Regions from separate parts of the Homo sapiens genome. Here region 1 is linked to region 2. Evidence: chromatin contacts called from ENCODE Hi-C or POLR2A ChIA-PET data. All regions are on one chromosome and are shown on one strand. Each heading gives the region's core, a stretch centred on a gene start or an enhancer-like site at or near the end of the contact. The rest is flanking DNA. Distances are from core to core; before and after follow the strand shown. Region 1 holds the start of ASGR2 (asialoglycoprotein receptor 2). Region 2 holds the start of SLC16A13 (solute carrier family 16 member 13).

Region 1 (3,241 bases), core at 686-3,185, 79 kb before region 2:
AGGGAGAAAGAGAAGGACGCAGATGAGTCTGGCTTTCTCTGTCCCTTCTCTCCCTGTAGTGCCGTGAGTGGGGGTGTAAGTGACAAGCCCTGAAACGTGGAATTGGTTCAGTCAAAGGGGTGGCCAATGAGGATGGCCCCATCCCTGGTTGGCAGTTGGCAAAGCTTGACATGCAGTAGACAATCCATCTGTGAAGCTCTTACCTGTATCTCAGGACTAAATCCACATGCCCCTTAAGATGGGGGCTTCACAGCAGTGTTGTTCAGACTTTGAGTTGTGACCCATTAATGGACTGGGAAACTCAACAGAAGGCACGTAGTAAGGTGAGCATTGTCCCATCAAACTTTAGTGTCAACCGTGTATTTCCAAACGCATTATTCTATTCACTCACTCACTCAGTAGATACTTGTTGAGCAGCTACTGTGTGGCAGGCACTGGGGATCCAGGAGAAAGTAACACATACAAATGCACCTGTGTGTGCGGGTGCTTGTGTGTATGTTCTGGATCACAGCATGAAATTCGTCTCTCGCTGTGGGCTGCAGTCAGAGAGCCCAGCGGCTGCTGCTGCCTGGTGGCTGGGTGGGAATGTCAGGGTACTGGGGGGGTGGCTACTTCCCATGTGGGTCAGCAAGTTACAAGAACAGAAAAGGCCTCTGTTTGAATTCCTTTTCGGCACCCGGGGAAACGAGCAGCTTTATAAGAAACCCTGCCCGTAGCCATCCGCCCAAGTTTGGTGAGGGTCAGAAAATCATGCACAAAAACTGTGTTTTCTTTCCCGAGCTATTGTTAGCGCAAGTGTAGACAGTCAGCCACGTTCCTTGCTTCATGGAAGCCAGTCTTCCTCGTAGGACCATGAAGACCTTTTCTTTTCTTTTTCTTTCTTTCTTTTTTTTTTCTTTGAGATGGAGTTTCTCTCTTGTTGCCCAGGCTGGAGTGCAATGGCGCAATCTTGGCTAATGCAACCTCCGCCTCCCAGGTTCAATCGATTCTCCTGCCTCAGCGTCCTGAGTAGCTGGGATTACAGGCCCCTGCCACCACGCCCGGCTAATTTTTGTATTTTAGTAGAGACAGAGTTTCACCATGTTGGCCAGGCTGGTCTCGAACTCCTGACCTCAGGTGATCCACCCACGTCGGCTTCCCAAAATGCTGGGATTACAGGCGTGAGCCACCGTGCCCGGCCAGACCTTTTGTTATGATGTTATTTTCCCCTCTTTACTCCATTTTGCTTTGCCAGTTTCTCTACTCACCTGGGCCACCACCTAGAGCAAGTTGCCTCATCTCTCCGAGGCTCCGCTTCCGAACCCTGTGAAATGGGAGTAACAGAAGTCCTGCCTCGTGGGGGTGTTGTGCTGTGATAAATGAAGAAACACCTTGGAGAATTTAGGGCAGTGGCTGGGCCTGAGGACAGTGTTTGTGTTGCCTGGGCTGGGGCAGGGTCTGGGCCGGACGGGGCTCTCTGAGGTTGGATTCCTCCTGCGAGGAGAGCTGTTTTTCTGCAAAGCCCCTTCCTCCTCCTGCTGAAGCTTCTGGATTTGAGAGGCTTTACTCTCCAGGAGAGTGAAGCGAGTTGGGCCAGAGCTGAGAGTCTGGTGGCCGAGCCCACAGGAAGCTGGGGTCTGTGGTTCAGATGCCGGATTGGGCAAGAGTAGAGAACTGGTCGCTGTGATCCTGGTCAGGGATATTTGGAGACACCCACAGTTCTGGTAAATTCGGAGGCAGGAAGTGAGAGGGGGAGGGAGAGAGGGAAACGGCAAACTGCACCCCAGCCCCTCCTGGCCTGGCACCCCTTCCAAATGGTGCAATGAGTGGGGTGAGTGGCGTGTGGAGTTGAGCGCAGCCCAGGGGACCCCCCTCTCTGGGAATAAGAACAGAGATAGCCCCGTCCCCTGCCCCCACCCCACAAATGAGTTACAGCTCTGTTTCCTCTTCTGTTTACTGTCCAAAGTCCCAGGCCAGGAGGTGCCAGGTTAGAGCTTGGACACTCAGACCCTCCAGTGCAGGCCTTGCCCGGACCAGCCCCTCCTCCACTCTCCTCTCCCCTGTGAGCTCCACCTGCCCCAGTTCTCCTGGCTTTAACCCCTCCTTGGCCAAGGCCAGGGTTGCCTGCGGGAGCCAGGTGTCCGCTCTCCACACCTTTCACAGGTAACTGAGGCTGGGGAGGCAACTGGGACGAGGATGCTTGGGAACAAGGAGGCCTTGGTTCAGGGATGGGGAGGACCCCATGGGAAGCTGTGGGTGGTCGGGTCCATGAGCGTGGGGAGGGGTCTCCTGGCCAGGTCAAGGCCCAAGCGGTCTCCTGAGAAGGGAAAGGACCCAGCGGGATTTCAAACCTCATCCCAAACGCCCTGCCAACCTCAGATCCTACCCAGGCCACCACCCCGAACCCCTCCGACCCTGCGTTCCATCCCACCATCAACCTCCACGTGAATCTGCACCTCTGCCCCAGCCCCAGCCCTCAGAGCAACCTCAGCCCAGCCCAGCCCAGCTCCAGCTCCAGCTCCAGCCCGGGCCCCATCATGGCCAAGGACTTTCAAGATATCCAGCAGCTGAGCTCGGAGGAAAATGACCATCCTTTCCATCAAGGTGAGGGGCCAGGCACTCGCAGGCTGAATCCCAGGAGAGGAAATCCATTTTTGAAAGGCAAGTGTGCAGTTTCTGCGGCTTTGCTCCCCCTCTGTCTCAGCTCATGATTGCTCTGTCCCTTTGAGGTCTCTGCCGCACCCACTCTGTGAACAGGGACTGAGGAGGGCCCGACACCCCCGCTTGTTCCCTCACCTCACCTTCCTGTCTACCCCAGGACCCCAGGAAAGGCATGTGCCAGAGGTGTGGGGAGATCTGGAAGATAACTGCCTGCCCTTCTCCTCCCAACCCAAGAACACATGTGCCTCGTATGTGCGTGTGCACGTATGTGCATATGAGGAATGCAGATTCAGCTGGGACTCTGTGTGTGTGTGTGAGTGAATGTTGTGTGTGTGTATATGTGCGCGAGAGCGTGCATATGTTGTGTGTGTGTATGTCGTGTATGTGAGAGGGTATGTTGTGTGTGAGAGTGTGTTGTGTGTGTATGTTGTGTGAGTATATGTTGTGTGTATCTTGTGTGTGAGTGTATGTTGTGTGTTGTGTGTGTATCTTGTGCATGTGTGTATGTTGTGCGAGTGTATGTTGTGTATGTGAGTGTGTGTATGTTGTGTGTATGTTGTGTGTATGTATGTTGTGTATGAGTGTGTGTATGTTGTGTGTG
Region 2 (3,031 bases), core at 490-2,989:
AGCACCTTTTTTTTTCTTTTTTTTTTTTGAGACGGAGTCTCGCTCTGTCGCCCAGGCTGGAGTGCAGTGGTGCAATCTCGGCTCACTGCAAGCTCTGCTTCCCGGGTTCACACCATTCTCCTGCCTCAGCCTCCCGAGTAGCTGGGACTACAGTCACCTGCCACCACGCCCAGCTAATTTTTTGTGTTTTTAGTAGAGACGTGATTTCACCGTGTTAGCCAGGATGGTCTTGATCTCCTGACCTCGTGATCCGCCCGCCTCGGCCTCCCAAAGTGCTGGGATTACAGGCGTGAGCCACCGTGCCTGGCCCCTAGCACCATTTTATAGTAATTCTTCCTTTTACACTCCAGTCCCATTAGCCCTGGGCTTCTGGGCTTGTATACTTGGTTTCATCTTTTTTTTTTTTTTTTTTGAGACAGAATCTTGCTCTGTCGCCCAGGCTGGAGTGCAGTGGTGCGATCTTGGCTCACTGCAACCTCCGCCTCCCGGGTTCAAGCGATTCTCCTGCCTCAGCCTCCCGAGTAACTGGGATTAGCGCCACCAGGCCCGGCTAATTTTTGTATTTTTGTAGAGACGGGGTTTCACCATGTTGGCCAGGCTGGTCTCAAACTCCTGACCTCGTGATCCACCCGCCTCGGCTTCCCAAAGTGCTGGGATTACAGGCGTGAGCCACCGTGCCCGGCCAGGTTTCATCATCCTTGAATTTCCTAATTCCTCACCATGTTTGTCGCTTTAGTCATTCCTATTAAGAATTCCCTTCTGGGTACAGGTGCTAGCTAAACTTTCCCTCAGCTTCTCCCCGAACCCTTTGGAAGGAGCAGGAAGGAGGTGAACATCCAACGATCTAAGCATTTGACTCTCCTGCCCTTGTGCAGGCTCTCACCTGACAGCAACCCAATACTCAGGTATAGGTGGGTCAAGGAAGTAGCAAAAGAGGCGAGCAGCATCCCCAGCGCAGCCAAGATGCCTCCAGTCATCACCACGGGCCTGGGCCCGAACTTCGTGCTCAGGGCACTGCCTACCGGGCCTGAGGAAGTGGAAGGGGCGCTGCGAGAAGATCTCAGGGGTCTCCCCCCCAGCATCTCCCGCCCCTCGCCCTTCCACTTCCCAGTCGCCGCATTCCCTCTCCCTTCCGAGGGTCGCAGTCCGCCAGATCCAGGCGCCGCACTCACTCCCAAACTGCTGCACCGCGATTCCTATGGAGGCGATCCAGGAGACGCGCGCTGCCTGCTCCTCAAACGCCGCCACAAACTCCACGAAGAAGACCCCAAAGGAGCGGAGCACCCCAAACACAAGCGCCGACTGGAAGAACGCTGAGAGCACCACCACCCATCCCCAGCCCCCGTCGGGGGGCTCTGTCCTGCGCGCCATCTAAGCGGTAACAGGGCTGCTGCCACCCAGAGCCTCTGCAGGAGCCGGGTTCTGGACGCCGCACCTCTGCACACCCACCCCCGCTGCCGGGTGGCTCGGGGCCGAGAGGGGTTGGAGAGGCAGGTAGAGAGGAAGGGCCCGACGAGGCGGCGAGAGGCCCCTGCACCTTTTCCCAAGGCGGGGCGATATAGGACTGAAGACCTGGCCCGCGCTGGCCGGGCCAGAGTCTCCCGGGGGCGTGGTTCCGCGAGCTCGGAGCTGAGCTAGTTCAAGCCGGGGCCGGATCGGTCCCGGTTCGGTGTTCGGCTGGGAGCCAGAGGGTGGAACTGAGTTTGGGCCCCACCCCTGGAGCGCGCCAGTTTCCGTGTAGATGATCTATTTTATCACTGGGGTGTCCGGGCCGGGCCACCCTGGAGCTCGCCAATGAGGACGCGGGGCTCCCGGGCAGGGGCGGAACGAGAAGGGCAGGGCGGGATTTAGGCATTGTTGGGGACCAGCAGTGAATGGGCGCATGCGTAAGGAGGGGCGTTAGGAGGCTGACTAGGTAGGGCCCCACGTGACGCGGGGACTGCCAGGAAGCTTCCGTCTCCTCTTCACCTAGCGGGCCAAGTCATCCCCGTTTCAGCACCCAGAGCCACACGGAAGGGTTAGTGGTGGGTAAACTGGGTCTGGAGAGGAGAGGACTCTCTTGCTTTAATGAGGGGTCCAGGAATTGCAAGGCCCTGTTGGGGGTAGGGGAGGGGTTAGGAGATGAGACTCAAACGAAGTGTTTGGCGCAGCGCCTGAAGCCACTAACACGCAGCCCTAGGCACGCAGACCTAGAAGCCTGGATCCCTGAGAAGTTCAACGGCTAAGGGAAGAGAGAAGGGGAATGAGTTGGACTCCTGGCGTTCATTTCTGTAGTGGGAACTCGTTCCTGTCACTTCTGTTCCCACTAACAGGAAACCTACAGGTCACAGAGACCAAAAATAACTGAGGAGAGGAAGGGCGGCTGTAAGCTCACACAGGGCCCCACCAACACCACCTACCTCTTCCTCACTGGGGCTGGAACCTTTTCCTCTGCCCTCTAGTAACAACCACTTCCTAACCACCTTTTTTGATCTGATGGTGGGGTAGACTAAAGAGACAAACTATGACCCTGGCCACTGGAGCAGTCAGCCCCCTCTTACCCAAGTAGTCCTCAGGCCCCTAGCAAACACTCCCCAGTCCTTCCCAGTCTCCATAACACCAATGGCTTGGATTTCCTGTTCCTTCATTATAAGCCATACTTCCCAGGACCCTGACCTTGAAACCGTGGACTCAATGTTCACTCCCAGATTACTGGGGAAAGCAGCAAACAAGAAGTGGAGGCAGGGAGGGAGGTGTGTAGTCTTAAAAGACATATTGAGCCTTAAATAATTTTATATGTGGGAAATAAAAGTAATCATCAATAATACACATATATACTTTCTAAGAGTCAAAATGTCGGCTGGTGGGGAATATGCCAAAGATACAGAAATTGCTGTGGCTGTATTACATAGTGATTAAGAACTCGGGTCTTTAGAATCAGATCACAGTTCCAGTCTTTTATTTATTTATTTATTTATTTATTTATTTATTTATTTATTTATTTTGAGATGGAGTCTTGCTCTGTGGCCCAGGCTGGAGTGCAGTGGCATGA

What was found. A loop is a pair of places that touch in the nucleus more often than their neighbours do. ChIA-PET counts read pairs that join two places held with the same protein, here RNA polymerase II (POLR2A). Pooled maps may share reads with other maps.
Region 1: a loop to region 2 is called in a map of G401, with 4 times the contacts of the local background. The contact joins the promoter of ASGR2 here to the promoter of SLC16A13 in region 2. A Hi-C loop is called at or near these places in 1 of 168 maps with a recorded cell type or tissue (G401) and 2 of 50 pooled maps. POLR2A ChIA-PET finds 5 or more read pairs at or near these places in 6 of 52 experiments (Caco-2, HEK293, HepG2 and 3 more).

What each region holds. Positions count from the first base shown.
Region 1 is chr17:7,113,516-7,116,756 of GRCh38, reverse strand. It overlaps ASGR2 (asialoglycoprotein receptor 2), which reads left to right and starts at 1,935. Exons shown (of 9, transcript NM_001201352.2): 1 at 1,935-2,142; 2 at 2,447-2,640. The coding sequence starts at 2,517. RefSeq lists an enhancer at 997-1,783.
Region 2 is chr17:7,034,723-7,037,753 of GRCh38, reverse strand. SLC16A13 (solute carrier family 16 member 13) reads right to left here and starts at 1,739. Exons shown (of 4, transcript NM_201566.3): 1 at 1,173-1,739; 2 at 884-1,027. The coding sequence starts at 1,371. RefSeq lists enhancers at 1,172-1,411, 2,142-2,191, 1,800-2,300.